Linked DNA regions of Homo sapiens: region 2 is linked to region 1. Evidence: chromatin loops called from intact Hi-C (ENCODE). Cell type or tissue: dorsolateral prefrontal cortex. All regions are shown on one strand. Each heading gives the region's core, and the rest is flanking DNA. Links, peaks and the distances in the headings are about the cores only.

Region 1 (9,993 bases), core at 2,652-7,651:
AGTGAACAGTGTTGCCCTTCTCTTTTCTTGTAACAGAGATTTTCCATAATTTGTCAGTTAATTATAAAACAAAACAAATTAACATCATTTACAGTATTGTGATTTCACAGATATTATATACTTGCAGAATAAAATTCTGCCTGTTCTTTTGCACCATTTGCCATGTCTTTCTTTCTGTCTCATTCCTACATTTCTGTCCTAATTTGCTGTACCTCTTGCCTATCCTAGTGCAGTCATCTCTGATTGGTCATGATCTCGAGTCTTTCCCTGTTCAAACTGATCCCACAGTGATGTAAGATGAATTTTCCTAAAGCACAGCTTCATTTATAGAATGGCTACTTTCAAAATCCTTCAATGGTTCAGCTGAAACATCTTGTTAAAATTGGTAGCTTGGCTTTCAATATCTTTTATAAACTGTGTCCCTCTGTGTAGGCTCTCATTTCTGCCTCTATCCATTTTATGCTCTCCAGTCTTCCCTGTAAAGCTCTGTTCCAGTCTATTCTTATACTTTTCCTTACAGTGCACCCTAACCCTGGATGTCTGCTTCCAGCCTACACCTGGTAAAAGTCTTCTGAAAGGCTCAGATCAAATGTCTTCTTCATACCTAAGGCCATCTGACATGGCAATTTTCTTGTTGTATAAGCATTGTCTTATACCGTCTTTACTTTCACCTGCTTTGGTGCCCTACTTGGATTGTGTCTTTGTAGATTTTTTTGTATATTTCTTACACATATTCAGCATAATAAACACAAATCATACTCACTTAACTTAAAAGTTATTGAATTGGGCTGGACGTAGTCTGGAGCAGTCGCTCACACCTGTAATCCCAGCACTTTGGGAGGCCGAGGCGGGTGGATCACGAGGTCTGGAGATTGAGACCATCCTGGCCAACATGGTGAAACTCTGTCTCTACTAAAACTACAAAAATTAGCTGGGTGAGCTACTTGGGAGGCTGAGGCACAAGAATCACTTCAACCCAGGAGGTGGAGGTTGCAGTGAGCCGAGATTGTGCCACTACACTCCAGCCTGGCGACAGAGTGAGACTTGGTCAAAAAAAAAAAAAAAAAAAAAAAAAAAAAGTTGTTGAATTGAATATACTTTGAAAATTTTCTGCAATTAATAAGAACATTGCATTGCCAAGGTTTTTGTATTCCTTTGTGTTTTTGATAGATAGGAAGAAGAATTAGAAAATACATTTTGTGGTTTGTAAATAACTTTGACTCCCACTGAAAAGAGACATCTACATATGTAAAAGATAATAAGGCTAATGGAAAATTTTATCCTTCAAATGTGATTGAGTATATCTGTTTTTTGCTGTTGATTCTAGAAGGATATAGCAATTCAGAATACATGTACTACAATTTCTATGTCTTTGTATATAGATGGCTAGTAACTAGCTGCAAAAGCCAGCCAGCATTTGGGTATTTCCTTTTCCTTTCAATGTCTTGGTGTTTCAGATAAAGCCTGTCTGGGATTTCATTTTGTTCATGGATGTAAGCATGATGATTCTTTCTCCTCTCAGTAATATGCTCTACTGGTGACAGTTCATCTATGAATGGAGATCACTAATACGAACCAGTTGAATCTCCATGGTCCCTGTTCTTTATGTAAGAAAATGGGATCCTGAACCATTTCTGCCATGAGCTCTTTCCTCTCTTTCTTTTGTATAAATGTAGGCAACTTTGCAAACACGTATGCATACTTGGAAACTTATTTTTAGACACTATTCTTCTAGAGAATTGTATTCTTTTCCAAATACATGTACATCTATCTTTTATTTCACTTACTAAGAACCTACGAACATAAACTAAGTGGGGGCATTTTTTATATCTATTGTACAAAACAAACTGGTCAAGACAATAACGGTTTCATGGCTAAATGGTAAGAATTGAACCCGGATGTCCTGGCACCTAGTATTGCTTACCCCATGACATTGTGGAACTTCTCATTTTGTAGCTTCTTGGATTCACATCTAGCTACCACGTTTAATTTAATAATGAAAAAATAATAATCCCTACCGTGCCAAAGAGGAAGTTATTCAGTTTAATATCCATATGTATCATCTATTTGTCATTAGGAAACATGTTTCAATTTTTCTTCTATTCCACTTCTATATGCATAGTATTCTCCTCTATAGCTCACATTCTTTTATGAAATATATAAAAGCAAGATACTGAGCTGTGGAGACTATTGTGGTGCCCATAGCAGCATATTCCCTTTTTATACATAATTAACTTTGATTTCCACAGATTTCTGGTTGGACCATTTACTACCAAATATCCTTGATCAAGTTACTTTGAATTCATTTTCCTCCTCTTTAAAATAGGGATAATAATATAACCTATATTATGTGTTGTTGTGAAGATTAAATGAGTTAACATAAAGCACTTTAGAACAATATTTGGTATAGACATGTGTTGCATATGAGTTTTCCGTTTGTATAAGGGTTCTGCAGAGAAACAGAACCTAAATACATAGATATAGAGAGACAGATACAAAGAAAGATTTCTCAGGAGAAATGGACTCATGAAATTATGAAGGCTGAGAAGTCCCACAATCTGTTCTCTGTAAGCTGGAGGAAAGCTTGTGGTATAGGAAAGCCTGTGGTATAGTTCCAGTCCAGACTGCAAGAACTAAGAATCAGGAGGGCTGATTTAGAGGGTAGAAGATGGATATCCCAGTTCAAGCAAAGAGCAAATTCGCCCCTTTTCCTGCTTTTGTCCTATTGGTGCCCTCAATAGACTGGATGATGCCTACCCACATTCGTGAGAGTGATCTTCCTCTCACTTCTTACTGATCCAAATGCTAATGTCAGGTTCTAACTGAGGCCCAAGGGGAGTTGGTGGGCGAGTGGCAGGTAGCTGGAAAAACACTTGAGGAATCGTAGAAAGTTTCGACATTGATTTACTCTCTCTCTGGCCAGGAGTGAGTCTGGGTGTGAGCCATACGTACAGCATTAGCAGGGTAATTATACCTTTTACAGACAATAGTGGTTCCGAGCCAAGCACGAGCTCATGTGGGTAATCACCTAATGCACTTCATGAGGTGTGGTTACATAATGAATGGAGTTGTGTACCTGCGCTCCAAACTTTCTGAGTCATGCTGGACCAGATGTCTGCCTTGGCCTATTATTGACCACAGCACATCCATTTTCTTTATACTCCACCCACTAGGCTGAGGGAGACATAGGCTTTGGACACACAGGTTTGACAAATAGGCCTCATACATAGGCTCTGGGCACACAGGCCCCAAACATGCAGGTCCGACACATAGGCCTTGTATGCAGGCTCAGGGCGCACAGGCCCTGGACAGACAGGTCTGATACATAGGAATGTATTCCACCTCCTAGGCTGAGGGAGTTTTTCTAGTGGGGAGACCCACCCACAGGGTGGAACCCTGGACCCAGAGGACACAGCAGTAATACAGGGGGCAACAACTCTAGGTTATGGCAGGCAACCACCCTATGGTGACATTACCCCAATGTTGCTTTATACGTTAAGCCAGGTTTTTATTTCCCTACCTTTAGGGGCGTTGGGGCAGCCAACAACAGGTTACCGTTTGTCCCCATATCTGGCCGGAGGAGGTCATCCTTCCTCCCATAGGTTTTGCCACGTGGCTTGACTCTACATGGGCCAGTGACCGACTAGCCACTTCTGTAACTTCTAGGTAGTTAACCACAAGGTTAAGTCTTGATAAACTGCCCAGCTATGGGTGTAGATTACCACAGGTGTCACCTCCTTGGTGATCACCATTCACACTGCCCTGAGTTCAGCCCATTGGCTACTTTGTTCATAGCTGGTATCAAACCATATGGTGTCAGTACTAGCTGGACCATGACAGCAGTCCAGGCAGTAGCAGCACCCTGGCTAGACCCATCCTTATACCATTCCTCATCAGAAATGGGGGGTGCCTTTCCTTAAAAGGTGAAGGCTTCAGGTCTAAGGGTGCCTCAGGCCCCATGGCCTTATCTTGCATTAGGACTACAGGTCCCAAGACCTCTTGCAACTCTGCTGCTAAGGGGCTTGTATTCATCATACTTTGCTGTTGTAAGTAAGCACCCACTTTGCTAAAGTGGGTGTCTGTGCTGTCCCAGTCCGGGGGTTTGTCACTCATGAATGCACCCACCCCACTATTGGGTAAGTTGCCCTCATGATGACTGTTGCCCATCCTGTCACACTCTCATGAGCCTGAAGGGTGGCACATGCAGCTTCTAGCTGCTTTTCCATCAAGGAATACTGGAGCTCAGCTCCTTCTACAGTTGGGACCAAAAGCCTACTGGCATTCTCAGGCACTCCACGTGTTGCCACAGGCCCCAACCGAAACCATCTGTGGTCACATGCACATCCAGCTCAAACGGGCACCCCTTGTCAACCAGCTGTAGGGCTTGTGCCGGCTGAATAGCCTGCTTGGCTGCCAGGAAGGCGGTCTCAGCCACATCATTCCAATCTCAGGCAAGAGGAGTGTTGCTGCTTCTAAATCTGCAAGAGAATCAGAGGCTAACATAATATTATCAACAAGACCATGACATATGGTGGGGCTATGCATACAGCCCTGTGGCAACACTGTGAAAGTCCATTGTTGCCCTACCCTGAAGGCAAACTGTTCCTGGCTCTCTAGAAAAACAAATGCAATAGCTAAGCCCACCACAGTAGTACTGTCCCAACTCCGTCATCAAGCGATTCATCAAATCTGTGATAGAACAGCTGCCAAGCCATGTAAAACATCCACCCCGAGAATGTATTCCGGTATGGGAGAGACATAAACAGTATATAAACGGAGAGCCAAACAGCCGATGCCAAGATGCAGAGATACAGATTTCACTTTCACTGACTGGCCTCCATAACCGTCAATGTGAGCAGGTTTGCCCAGAAATTTATCCGGGTTCCCATAAACAAGGCTGCAATCTGCGCCAGTATCCGCCAGTGCCAGCACCCACTATACATTGGTGGGGGACCAGTGGATCACTAATTCCACATGTGAACTCCAGTTGTCCGTTGTTCCCCCAAGCTGGGCACCTCTTCTAGTTCCTTAATCAAACAGAAAAGGCTTTACCCCTCCACCTGGCTGCAGCATGTAGTCTTTGAACTGGAGTGCTTGGGTGGGACTGGGTCACAGAGCAATGTCCTTCTCCCTCCTTGGGCATTTTCTGGAATTGCTGCTCTGGAGACAACTGTCTCCACAAAGTTAAGAGTGCTTCATTGGGCTGATTATCGATTTTCTCTCTGTCACCCCTGGCCAAAATAAAATCTATCCACATCTGTGAGTGTGTAACTCGTTGGAGCTCCCTTTGCTCTCGTTGTGTGTGTGGGGGGGTCCTCTGCGGGTGGGGCATCTTCCCTTTCTTTATGGAGCAGACCCCTAGGTACTGCCGATGACCTCCAGGCCTGCATTTCCAGCAGCCTCTAATTCCTTTTCCAAGCTCTGTAGCTAGGCCTCCAGGTGCCCCACCTGTGCCTGGAGGTTCCCATTCATGGCAGCTTCTAACTCTTTTTCTGAGCTGTGTGGCTGGGCCTCCAGATGCCCCACCTGTGCCTGGAGGGCCCCCACCTGCGCTGCATCCCTCAGGGACTGGGTGTGCACTTCTTGCAGCACAGTCAAAAATGCCCGTCTACCCGCTGGCAAAACCTCACTCCCTATGGGTGCTCTCTGCTTCCAGTTGCTTCAGCACCTTCTCCAGACAATAGTGGCTTTTACAGACAATAGCGGCTCTGAGCCAAACACGAGCTCATGTGGGCGTGGCTACATAATGAGCAGAGTTGTGCGCCTGCACTCCAAAGTCATTGAGTCTCGCCGGACCAGATGTCTGCCTTGGCCTATTCTTGACTGCAGCATATCCATTTTCCTTACACTAATTTCTCCCAGAAATACCCTCACAGACACATCCAGAGATAGTGCTTTACCAGCTCTCTGGACATCCAGTCAAGTGGACACATAATATTCATCAACATATTATGATTATGATTATTATAAGTTCAGGAGAGAGTAAGAGTGGACAACTGTCATAATAAAGATAGCATCATAGCAAAAATAGCTGTGTTTTCCTATTAATTCATTTATCTGACCAAGATGACTGTCATTTTAGTTTTCTTGCTTGCATTGGTTGTAACCTCCTTAATGTCATGTGATCGCTATGGTCTGTTGTCAAGGATGGAACACATGTAGCTCTAAGGCCATAAGCCTCAAGCTACTAGGTCCCCGTCTCTACACTCTTTCTGTCCCTGGTCACTCATTTGCCTTCTGATCATCTCCATTTTTTTGTTTCTGCTCCTCAGGCTTCCCCACTTCCCTATTCTCTGACCATGAGCTGAGTTTTCTGAAATTGATCAGGCACTGGGCATGTGCCCCTGTAGTCACGGCAGTGGGTGGGCGACGAGGCAGGGAATGTGGGGAGCAAGGAGATGTTATTCCTCACATGGGTTTTTACATATTAATGATCTCCCTTCTTGGGAAAGAAGTGCTAACCTGTTAAAATTTCCATTTTAAGATTCATAATGAAGAAAAATTATCTAACCCAGAGAGTGTTTAGAATAATACCAGACCAAAGCTATGGTTAGAACTTAGAAGAATTCAAAAAACTTCTAAGCTGTCTAAGACTTAGTTAGCTTTTTTTACTTTAATGGAGGAAAAAACGGGGAAAAAAGCCTACTGTAATAAAAAAAAAAAAAAAAAGAAGAAGACATTCAGTTTCATTTTTGCCCCTTGAGGTCACTTTCACTTTTAAGTTATGAAAAGAAGAATTTTTCTTTTTAAACTAATTCCTTCTCAGTCTGCATCTAAGAATTAGGTCATAAAATTTATCTTTCTAAAGTGCCATTCTATGGAGATGAGGGTGAAGTGTCCTCTTAGTCATTTACACATGTAACTGGGGAGTTAAACAGCCTGTCTGCAGTAATAACAGGTGACTGGATCTATCTGCCTCTTGTCAATTCTGGGGCAAACTTCAAGAGAAGGCCAAGCTGGTCATGTTTGCATGTTTGTGCCTAGGAATAGAGGAGCTTGGTTCCCCTTTACAGAGAATTAAAGAAAGGAGTTAAAATAACCCCTTCCTCACTTGATTTTCAAGCTTCTCTGTCCTCTGGAAAGAGTGACCCAGACTCTGTGTTCCATATTCAGGCTCATCGGTGGGGCATTTATGCTCATCCTCAAAGACAACTGAGATTGTGCAGCCCCAGCATTTGCCATCACATCACCATAACCCTAAAGGCGAACTTCCATATCTTTGACTGGTGCAGAGCAGATTCCTTGAAGATTCGCCTGATGGTGAGAGTCATGTTAGGATTTTTTCTGAAGGCTTTTCAGTTTTTCAAGCAGTTCTAGTAGGTATAGAGTTCTAAGAAGACCTCTGAGAGTCCTGGCCCTGGGTATGTACACACCTCCTCCCACTTATCCAATCAAACACTACTCCTGAAACTTCTGTGAAGAGATTTTGCAGATGTAATTAAGGCCTGAAATTACTTGCCCTTAAGAAAGGGAGATTATCCTGGTTGAATCCAATCTAATCAGGTGAGTCCCTAAAAGGGACAGGGCTTTTCCTGAAGAAAGAGATTTGAAGTGTGAGAAGGATTTGATGCAAGGGAGATTCTTTGTTGCTAGCTTCGAAGATGAGGGGGTCACATTATAAGAAATGGGAGTATTGTCTAGGAGCTGAGTCTAGCATCTGGAGGAAAGCCAGCAAAGGAACAGGGACCTTAGTCCTACAACCGCAAGGAATTGAACTCTACCACCACTTCATGACCATGGAAAAGGACTGTAAGCTCCAGATGAGAATGGATACCACCTGAATATTAGCCTTGTGAGACTCTGAGCAGAAAACCCAGTCACACCATGTCCACACTTCAACAGATGGAAATTGTGAATCAATAAATGGGTGTTAGAAGCTGCTAAATTTGTGGTCCTTTGTTATGCAGTAATAAAAATCTAATACTGTGGTGGCAGAATAGCAAGAACTGTCATAAAGTCACCTTTCAGTACAAGCTGAAAAGTATGCATCCTTGTTTGTTCTCTTAGAAAGAAATGATCAAGCTCCCTCTCTCCTACTGAAATAACCCCACTAAATAAGTGACTAGCCCAGAACTAATAGATAGTAAAGGAAAAATATTTATTTTCTCTTATTCTCTCTAGCCTTATATGACATGCATAGAAGAGCAGCACACACTGTAAACTCAAAAGTTCTATAAAGTGTACATGGCAATATTTTTAGGTATTTCAGAGAACTTTCTATACATTTGTATAAGTTCTCACAGCTACATCTGAAAGCTCCTCTATGTGCTCGTGGTTAAGTCCCCACATGACAAAGCTGTGTAGGAAAGAGAAATGTTGCCCTGTGCTTGTGTTTCCCTTATTTTCTGGGGAAGCAGCTTAGTTTTTGCTTTTTTGACAAGTTCCCAGATGTTTTTCACAGTCCACTGTTTAAATTTTCCTGTTTTTCTGTACATAATCTTTGTCAATAGAGTGTATTTTTTATAGGTAACTGAATCACTGCTGCTAAAGTTGTCGTATTAATGAAGAAGTCAGAGCTGTCCCTGTAGTGCTGTAAGAAAGAGCTTAGAGTGTCTGGTGAGAGCCCGGCCACTTTGCTGGAGCAATCATTGAACACAGTTTATTGGATCAAGGCCCATTATCCAGGTCGAGTCCTGATGCTTGTCAGGCTCCCCTGTTTACTCTTTGTGAATACAGGGAAGTCTTGATGCCAGATTTGGAGTGTGGCTGTCCCTTTTACTGATTCCGGTAATGTATACTTGACTCTTGTTCAAGCGAGGGCAGGAGGATATTCTCCATATTACTAAAGACATATATGGTGCTTATGTAATTAATTTCTTTTGGACTGAGGACCTTAAAGATGATTAAAATCTTGTATATGATGCTAAACTACTTTGTCTGACTTTGCTACATGAATAATTATTTATTATTATGGGCAGGTACTGATCATTTAAAACCGTTAATTCTGTTTGCTCTGATTGAGCAGGTTTCTTATGTTTAAGTGACCACATAGACTATCGCATTCTGAGGTGCGTTATTTTAAGAAAAGAAGAGTCTGGTAGGTTTATCTAAGATTACATCAAACTGGAGAAAGCCAAAGTAAGACCCCTCCTCTCACTGCTGAGCCAAATAAGCACTGGGGCTGAGCAATTAGTGCAACACAAAGGCAACCATTACCGTATCAGAGCAAACCCCCATTGTCTTCTTGCACCCTGCAGGCTTGACAAGTTTTCTCCTGGGCTGCAGCAACTGTGATTTGGAAAGTAAACAATTTCTATGTCACATGACTGGATTCTTCCTTTAGGCATCCAGATGCCTGCCCTGATCTCGGGACTCCAACCTCAGCCACCAGGCTGGTAAAACTCACTGAGACTGGTCCGTGTATTGGGGATTAAAATGAAAGGGGGTGGGAATAGGCATCTTGGTATTTTATCAAAGCATTGTGTTTCGAGGCCTAAAGGACATGAGTGAGAGTGAAGGTGATGGAGGCTGTTGGAGGTGGCAGTGCAAGGAAAGTGCCAGCAACATGCTTTAGATTTGAACTAATCCGGGAGAAGTTGATTTGGGAAATAGAAGAAGGAGACAAAGACTGCCTCCCTGTGTTCTGGAGTCTCTGTCTTCTGGATAAGATAGTACTCCTTTCCATGGCAAAAACCCAAATTACTTTTGCACCACCCTATACGATGTGACCCTTCAACTTGGAGAAGCCCGAGAAAGCTAGCCCATAGCAGTACTGGTGCCCTGTAAGTGGGTGCAGATACTTTTCTGTGCTTAGAGACATTTTCTTTTAGGTCTACCCACTTGGGAACCAGATACTCATATTTTTTACTTTTCTTCACATATCATCTACACAAAGGCATATAGAAACAAAACCCTCAAGAACAAAACAATATAGTGAAGTAGAATTTATCATCATGCTATTATCAGGAGAATTCCTTTAAGTAAATGAACAATGTAGGCAGAAGGACACACCCAAATATTCAAAATAAAATTCTGATTCTCTTCTCCTTTTTT
Region 2 (9,029 bases), core at 4,030-9,029, 310 kb before region 1:
TTAAAATAGCATTTGCTGGACTCCATTTTTGCTGATTGAAGCATTGTACCTGTTATTAACCGTGGCTTCTAACCTGGTATTCTGGTCTTAATGCCTGCCAAAAGCTGAGGCTCCTTAGAGAGACTAAAGACTTATCTGCTACAGCCTCAACATGTAGGAACTAAGGAACTGGGGAAGTGATTCTTTCTTCCTACCTTTGGGAACTTTTCTGGTATAGAACGTAGTGTCTTTTCTGGCTAAACTTTTCAAATATCTACTCAGGAATTACCTAGAACTAAATGTTTAGAAACCCTTGTAGGGGTCATATGCGTAGTCACCTTCATAAGTGTTTGCCTAGGAGGGGTTGAGGGAAAGAATGTAGAGTGAGGAAGGAGAGGAGTAAGGGGAAGGAGAATTGGATCTGAAACAAAAACAGTTGTGCTGACTGGGAGGCTGTAAAATCAAAGGTAGTTCCGAGCCGATGCCACTGTGGGGCGCCAAAGTTCTACTCGGCTAAGGCCCGCCGCTTTCTTGGGTGCGAGGACAGAAGTCCTGGAGAACAGATGCACTGAGGGAAGAGAGCGGGGAGGAAGGAGGGAAGGGAAAGGAAAGGAGGGGTGGGGCTAGGGTGTCCTTTATTCTCCAGTTAAACTCGCCTGGGAGACTTTGTTACATAACAAGTCTGTGCGTGGGGGAAAGAAGACTTTGTTAGACGGAAAGAAGGAGGGTGTGGGGAGGGGGTGAAGCTCTTAGAAAAGAAGAAAATCTCGGAATACTGAGTTGACTTGGGAGCACAAACGGTCCTCGTGGCTTCAGAGACGCTGGGGCTTATTCTCAAACTGGGGCCACCACCTTTTTAAAAGGGCTAGCGAGGAGGGGAGATAGGTTTGGAAAGGGTACCTTCCCCGACCCGCCACCCAACACATACAAACCATAGACCCCGCCCAACCTCCCGGCCCCTGGCCCCACTTGCTACCCCCTCCTATGCCTGGGGGCTGCTGCCTCCACGAAGCCGGGCTCTTTCTCCTCCGGGTAGCCGCGGCTCCATCTGCAGCCCCCGAGGACTCCTCAGCCGGGATAAAGGGCGGCCTCCCCCGCCTGCCAGCGCCCAGGATGCTCAGCCGTCAGCTGCGGGGAGGCGCTGATTTCATTCCGGCGCGGCTTTCGCTGCGGGCGGCGAGGGGCGGACAGGCCGGGGCCCGCGGGGCGGGGCGGGACGGGGGAGGGAGGCAGCGGCCGCGACCTGGGGAGGCTGAGCGCCCCGGCCCCGCCAGGATTTATTACATCCCAGCCACTGGCAAAGGTTAGGAACGCGCATTTGGAGACGGGATAATCCAAGTTTAAATATTAAAAGTAAAAGCAGAATCGGTCGAATATTTACCTAGAGACTGAGCAGATCAGATCTCCCTTTGCGAGGGGAGAGGACTGTGGAGGAGCCCGGCTCCCAGGCCCGCGGCTCTAGCGCTGCGCTTCCCCAGTGGCATCGCCTGGGACGGCCAGGACCCACTTCTGAAGCTTCCTCAGACTGTGGTTAAGGGGGGCGGACCGCGGATCCCCTCGCTCTCCCAAGTCTATCGGAGTCGGTGGGGCTTGGTCCAGATCTTCTGCTTTGTATATTCTCTTTTTTAAGGGCCTCCCGGACCAACACAAAAGGTGGCGGAAAGTACGTTGGATCAATAGCAAAGATTGTTATTTAGATAACGAATTAATCTCCCTGTTATAGTACTTTTTGTAGTGAACTTTGCACCCCTTTCATAAGAAAAAGGAATTTAGAGAGAGAAGAAAGTCTCAAACAGGATTAAGGTTTTAATTACAATTCCCTATCGAAATAGTATGTTTGATGAGCTGATCTTATCAATTAATAGTAACATTAAAGCACAAGAAACAGATTCACGGAAATATGCTTAAAGGAGCCTTTAAAAAGTAATCGCACTCGGGGAACTAGCGGGGCAGGCGGCCAGCGATGCTGCGTCCGAGCAGATTTCGGAACCCCCCTCTGCTCGGACTGGTCCAAGCGGGGCGCGCATCTGGGGCGCAGGATGGGGCGGGGGCGGCGGGCACGGCGCTGGGAGACCAGGCTACGCTGGTGGGAGGGAAATAATAAATAACAGACGCCTCTTCCAAGCCGAGGCCCACATCAAAGTTGGGGCCCCACAAGGGCCGTGCAGTTCACTGCATTTGGGTCAGCGTTATATTCCAGGGGCAAATAAAGTAATTTGAACATGCACCAACAGTTTTCCATAAAATACGAGTTAAAAGAAGTAATAGAACTAATCACTGTCTCCTCAAATCAAGTAGAAAACATTTCAATGCACTAATTAGAGTAATTAGAATAATAAGCCTCTGCCTATATGTGGTAAGACAATGTGTACAAACAACTTTATTTAATGTATACTGGTAATCAGCGATGCGTGCCTGCTTGAATGCTTAGCGCAATAAAACTACCCTCCGTCCGCCCAAACAATCAAACACAAATTAGTTTAATGATTGTGCCTGCTGAATGTCTTAGAAATCTACAGGCAGAGGCGAGTAAATAGAAGCATCCTTGTTTGCGTGCGACCCCGCCCGGGCTGGCCGCGGGGCCGGGTGAGTGGCCGCGGGCGGGTGCGGCGGGAGCAATCGGGAGGCTCCGCCGAGCCTGCAGAGGCCAGGCCCGGCGCCAGCACAGACCTGCGCCCCGCAGGAGCCCCTGCTGCTGCCCTTGGTCGCCTTCCCACTCCTCTCCGGCCAGCTTCCCGCCTCTGCGGCCCTGCGGTGCAGTTCTGGGCCCCAAACCCGCACATCCCCAGCTCGGCCTCACCTCCTCCGAGAGGCGAAAGGCCGCTTTAGAACTCTCCCACCGCCCGTTTGCGACGCTTTTCAGAGCTGAGTGATTTCCTCTCCCGGGGCGACTCCTTCCAGGGGCCTCGGAGGGCTAAGGGGGATTTCTGCGGGCCCTGAGAGCCCCCAGTTCGCGGAGATGGACTCTAGGCCTCCAGTACTGAGGCGCGGCCCCTCACTTTCCGGGCCCTCAGCTCTGGCTTGAGATGCCGGGGTGCCCAGAGGGTCTCCCGGGCTCCCTTCTCTAGGGAACTGACTTTAGGCCCAGCAGGGGAGTGGTTTCCAGGGGGTCTAAGAATTCGTTTTCCCCCGTGCTTCAGCTCTTAAAGAGTAGGTTCCTCTTCATTGGAAGCAGGGAGCTGAGGTCAGAAACACCCAGAAGTTTGATGGGTGGGAGCTGAAGGAAACCTGCCTCAGAACTTTGCTCCCCAGCTCTCAGCTGTCCCCCTTCATTCTCACAAATACCGCCCGCCCCCCTCAAAAAAGCAGGAAAAGCCCAGATTACTGTACTTCCCTGGGCAGCTGTCCCCCTTTCCTCTCCAGTCTTCCTGCACTTGTCTCATCTCCCTCTTTCTCTTGGGGCACCATCTTCCACAGTTGCCTCTGCCATGCAGGTGCAATGTCCTGGGCCCGACTCTGCAGAGTCAAGTGGAAAAGCCGGGCAGGCAAAAAGCTAGGAGACTCTCCTCCGGGCCTCGAACCCTTGTCACTCCTAGGCCCACTGCACCTCTGCCCCAGCCACGCGTGCCCCCAGAGAGGGCTTGCCAACTCCTGCGTCTAGAGCCCACTTTCCCGGGGCGACGGCTATACCCAAGACATCTGGACTCCTAATCGCCACCGCTAGCCTCTGCTGGGGGCAAACCCACCAACCGTGCCCGTTACCCCTAGCCCGCTTCCTTGGGAAGCGATAGAGTGGAACAGCTCGACGTCCGAGCTGTTGACCCTTCCCCTGGGGGTCCGGGCGTCGAAGCCTGGGGAGCCGCAGAGAATCCCTGATTTCCAGGCAGGAACTCAGGGGCTGTTGGCAGCGTCCCGAGCGAAGGCCGGGGCTGGGAGTGCAGGGAGTGCCCCGCTCCTTTCCCTGTCTCTCTCCTCCCCGCGCGGCCGAGCTAGGCTGTCTGGGCCTTCGCGACAGCGGCCAGGGTCCCCGAGGTGGGGGGTGCGCGGCAAGGCCAAGGTACCTCTTTTGCGACTGGGCAAGGAGCAGATGTTGGCCGGCAGCACACTCGCCCGCCTTGTCCAGGTGCTGCACCAATTTTGAAGCAATATTTGTTAGGGGAACAACATCAACAAAAAGTTATTAATGCCAAATAATTGTCTCCAGAATCATGTGCTGTAGAACATAACAGTTCCCCTGACGAAATGAGATTTCTTAACAGGAGGAGGAAAAGAACTCCTAACACTTTCCACATAGATTTGCCTGAACCTTGAAGCCCAGTGATTTACAATGGCTAATTTGTGTTACAAACCCACAAGAAACTTTCTTTTTCCCATCCTCCTGCCAAAGTCTCTGTGGCCATATTTTTTGTTGTGTGGCCTTTTTTTCCTTCTTTCCTTTTTAAACAACAAACCCAAAGGAAACACTGGTGGGAGGAAAAATACATTACCCAAATAAAAAAGGACGCAAATTCAAATTTAGTCCACAGTGAGATTTCCTATTGCCGTCGCTCGACACACAGAGAGTTAATCTTATACAATTCATAACAATCAAAATCCCCTCCATATCCCTCAGATGGGGTCCTAGTGCTCCCCTGTCTTCCTAAAATTGGTGACAACTACGTCTTTGTGGGGGATTTATTTCCTTCTTTTTTTCTAGGTGACAGCTCCCCATTCTGAGAGCAGAGAGCTGTTTGCCGCCAACTAGAGACCACTCCAGAGCCTAGGCTCTTCACGCACAAACCGCATATGGAAGTCCCCCCCTCCCCAAATCCCAGACAAAGAGCTATAAAAACTCAGAAAGACATGGAAGGAATAAACTTTAGGCTATAGATGCACTTTTACTGGTGTATTAAATAACATTTCAGACCTTTTTTTTTTAAAAAAAAGAAAGGCAACTTAATCTTACCAACAATCAGAATTCTAGGAACAATAAAAGAGGCCAGGATTGTTTTGATGGGATATTAAATTATTTCTAAAACCTCTAACAGCTAAGTCAAGCAGAGGTGTCTTTAAGATAAAGGAAGGTACTATATGATTAAGTTTATTAACTTTTCTTCTTTTAAAGGAGGGAACAAATTTCCCAGTTTCCCACCAAACACCAGAAAAATGTTAAAATATTCATTGTTTCCTTATCTCCTTATCAGCCAAGCAAGGCCTTAGGAAAATGAAAAAAGCCATTTTCTGGTACCCTCATGCCTGCCTGATAAGGAGGCATTAAAATAACACAGGACCAGTTCTGAAAACCTGGGTCAGTTAATTCCATGATTTGTTAGCTGGGTGGCAGGCCCCTGCCACTTTTGCCTTGTTTCCCATCCTGAATCAAATGGTGGGAATAGGTAGCAGAAGCCCTGATTCTTTCCTATGGCCATCTGCCCCTTGTTAAAAGAATATGCATCATTGAAAAGTAAACTTTCCTAAACAGGGAAAATGTTTATAAAAAACTTAGTTGTACATTCCATTTAGTTATAATATCAAGATTCATAGTACTCCAAGATGCATCTTTTTCTTTCATTTTAAATAAACACTGTCCTTTGCCCTACTCACTGAAATATACAAGCAGACCCAAAGAATCACTTTTACCTTTGACCCTCACTTCACCAGCCTTCTTTCTTTTTCTGTACAAGTTCCATTCTTTGCCTGATTTTTAAACTTGTGTTGAAATTCAATAGAATGTAGAACAGAGTTCTATAAACTGTTTGAAAATTCAACCAAGACAAATCACAGAGACTAGTGATAGAAAGATAATTTAACCTGGCTCCCCAGCACTACTCAAACTGCCTCCAAAGTAAGGCAAGTGAAAAGCAAATGAATGCAGCATATAGACATACGTGCAGGTACCAATGCACCCAAATGCCACCCCCTCCCCCATTGCTGCTGTTGCATCTCTTTATTAGTTGCTTTTGAAAAAAGAAGGTAGATGAGTGTCTTTACCAAAGCCATTTCACCAGAAATTTTGCCAACCAGTGTGTGGCCTCCACTGGTAGGAGCAGGAAGGGAAGAGGAAGAGAACAGTGCTTTTGTTGCTACCATCTGAAATATAAAGGCGGCTACTTCGTGGGAACCGAGAATGTTTAGGACGGCCAAACGTAATATTATTTGTGGCTATTCCCTCCATCTGACCTTCACATAACTCTTTTTCACATGGTCATTTCTCCCCCATATTATTACATAAATTTTACAAGTAACATATTTTGAAGAAACACAGGAGGTCTTTGGGATAGCTGTATTCTGCATTGTCTTAGGAGAAAGAAAGGGTTTGTTGTGACGGCTAGCCAACATCTTAGGGGCAACTGCCCCAGAAATTTCTCCCAGTGGCAGTGATGGGGTTTTCCACCTTAGTGTGTAATACATTCCCCAAACCAGTGTGGCAACTATTCGAGTAGCCTTAGGATCTGAACAGAAAGCATGGGTCAAAACCATGGTGTGCACGTTTAACATGTGATGGTTTCCACTCAGCAGCCCCTGTGGCTAAGAACAAAAATGCCTTCTCAAGGTCCACTAAAATGCCCTGCAGAGGGCAGATGCTGCTTGTTTTCTGCCTGCAGTGGAGGAGAATATTGACCCAGAACTCAAATCTATACCCAGCTTAAACATTTTACCCATCAGCATATCTGCGGTCACAAAACACTTCTTCTTTCTGTCGCTTCTCATTCAGACTATTGATAAGATCATTTGGTGGAATCTGTTTGAGACCCATGTAATATTGACTAGGAGTTAGAAAAGATGATCAGATGTAATAAGCCCAGAAACTACTTTTCAAAATGGACATTTATACTTAAACCAATGTTCCAAGGAGGGCTTTAAATACATCAGCAAACTTGTAAACTGATCCAACACTGCTTGAAATTCTCACTAACCTTAAAACGGATTTTGGTACTGTTTCATCTAAGATTGTCTGAAACAATCTGTTATTAGCATCACGGCTTGAATCTCTCCCATATGTTCTTTTTTTTTCTTTACTTGCTTTAAAGCCCATTTGTATGCCTAATGAAAAATAGACACAATTGTATAAACCATTGTAAAATTCATCTTTTTATGCAAACCAAACAGGAATAATGTATAGGATCTACTTCTAATCATTTAGTAAACTCACAATAGTATACTATCAGGGTTATTCTTTGTTAAGAGATATTTGTAAATTATTAAAAATAATAATCTACTAAATCCTGCTTTTCTGTAGATCCCAAATTATTTGAGGACCTATGGGTAGAGATCAAAGTCCACCTAGTTCCACTGATGTTCTCCAAAACAGCACAATCGAATAAGGTATAGTTAACCTGGAAAGAAGATGCAGGCATATCTGCATATGTTTAAAGGGGACAAACATCTCTTTGTAGGACCATGAAATGGCAAGCAAATTGAAGCTCAAACCCAATGACCATTTCAATTTAATGCTACAGGCATAGTGACTGAAAGATTTGGGACTGATAGTTTTTGCAAAGTAAAGTGAATTAGACCAGTAGTCTCCATTAAAAAAAAAAAAAGCCTCTGAAAGTTATGAACATCAAATCTGGCAGTATATGCATAAAATTTATTCCAAAACTTTATGAAGTATAAAGGAAGGGAAGTGTTTTACACACAACTCAACTCAGTCAATTTAAGGTCTAGGGTTTTCCCCCCTTAAAACTTGGCACTATCTTTAAAAATAAAATAAAGATATTTCAATAATTAGAACAAACTATGAAGGTATTGTGCATTTCTGTTTTATGTAGATAATAAAATATTACTTTAACATAAATATATAAGGATCTCTGCGTTTTTATTTTCCCCACAAGCACAACCAAATGTACCAAAACAAAGTATTTTTTAAGAGACTGAACAAAAAAATTACATCCCATATAGATTTTGCTCACCTATTCATTTAAAGCTACAGAAAAACAGTTTCCAGAACCTTTTTGTTTCAAAAGAAATAAATATACATTGAGGCAGGCCACTTAAAAATGATATGAAAATATTTCCCTGGGTAGCATTAAAAAAAAAGAAAAATAGACAAAGAAACATTTAAACTATTTCTGCATTTCAAAAGACAGATATTAAACATATATACATAGTGGTAAGGTTCAGTGGTAACTTTCATCTTAGTAAACCTATAAGAGTCAGAGAAGCTGTAGACACATTCTCTGAACTCCAGCTTCTGACCTTACCTACTTGGTAATAAGTATCTGGAAATTCATTTCCTCCCTTTACCAGTGGCTATTTGCCCTGCTCTGGATAGCTTCACTAAAGGCCAGTTCCCATACCTCAGGAACGAGCAGCGTGATGCACCCGAAGCAGCTCCGTGCCCATCTCCTTGTGACATTCATTGGGGGAAATGAAATACAGGCAAATAAATATGCCCATTATAAGTCACCATTTATCTTGCAAAAACATGGAAAATGAAACAATCACAGGTGTTTGAAAAGACAATATAAAGCATATTTCCTAAAACCTTAAAGACTACTGAGTGCAATGCTAATCTGATGCTGAACCATAATTTTATGGTAGTGAGACTTTCATTTTTTAAAATAAAAATTTATCTAATACCTAACTGGAAAAAAACCCCCAAACTTTTAAGATTAATAAAAAGTGTTTTCCCTTTTAGCGCCCTTTTGTGCTGATTTTTCTTTTAAATTTTAACTGATCACAGTTTAATGGTATTTATTTTCAATACAGTTACAAGTTTTTTCACCTACACTTTCCAGTAGAGTCTTTTGTGTTTGGAGTTAACCGTTTTCCATTAAGATAAGGTCAAAAATTCACTTAAAACTATTAACAAAGGGGAGAAAGGAAGGATTGAAAATGGCATTTTTTTTTTTCACTTCATTTGCCTTCCTTAGTGAAAGAGGGGGCAGAAAGCTGTCCAAGTCAAAGTGGTGTATTCTGCAATAAATTACAGGAAAAGAGGGTGTGGGACCCTAAATATGACTTGATAAACAAATGAGCTAGTGAAGACAAAACCTGTCTACTGCGTGGAGATCGTCAGTGTATGCTGTGGGTATCTGTGTGCTAAAAAACACAGTCTTATGCATACACTATTAAGTTCCTGGGTCTTTTTTTATGTAAAAAAAAAGCTATTAGAGAAACAAAGTTTA

The links. Peaks named below come from ENCODE experiments on the same cell type or tissue, not always from the same donor. Only the 100,000 strongest peaks of a DNase experiment are listed, where the experiment ranks them.
Region 2: a loop joins it to region 1, with 3 times the contacts of the local background. A loop is called at or near these places in 1 of 110 quality-filtered maps.

What each region holds. Positions count from the first base shown.
Region 1 is chr6:98,525,294-98,535,286 of GRCh38, reverse strand. No RefSeq gene overlaps it. Among named protein-coding and RNA genes, the nearest start is that of PNKY, 300 kb to the left of the region's middle. RefSeq lists enhancers at 8,484-9,062, 9,063-9,643. In dorsolateral prefrontal cortex, for the core only: no CTCF peak of the experiment used is centred there; DNase peaks (open chromatin) are centred at 4,346 and 5,726; H3K4me3 peaks cover 607 bases.
Region 2 is chr6:98,837,407-98,846,435 of GRCh38, reverse strand. It overlaps POU3F2 (POU class 3 homeobox 2), which reads right to left. Exons shown (of 1, transcript NM_005604.4): 1 at 6,978-9,029. Among named protein-coding and RNA genes, the nearest start is that of POU3F2, 7.3 kb to the right of the region's middle. In dorsolateral prefrontal cortex, for the core only: CTCF peaks have their summits at 6,253, 6,455 (motif pointing right) and 8,867; DNase peaks (open chromatin) are centred at 5,815 and 6,455; H3K4me3 peaks cover 5,000 bases; H3K27ac peaks cover 5,000 bases; H3K27me3 peaks cover 322 bases.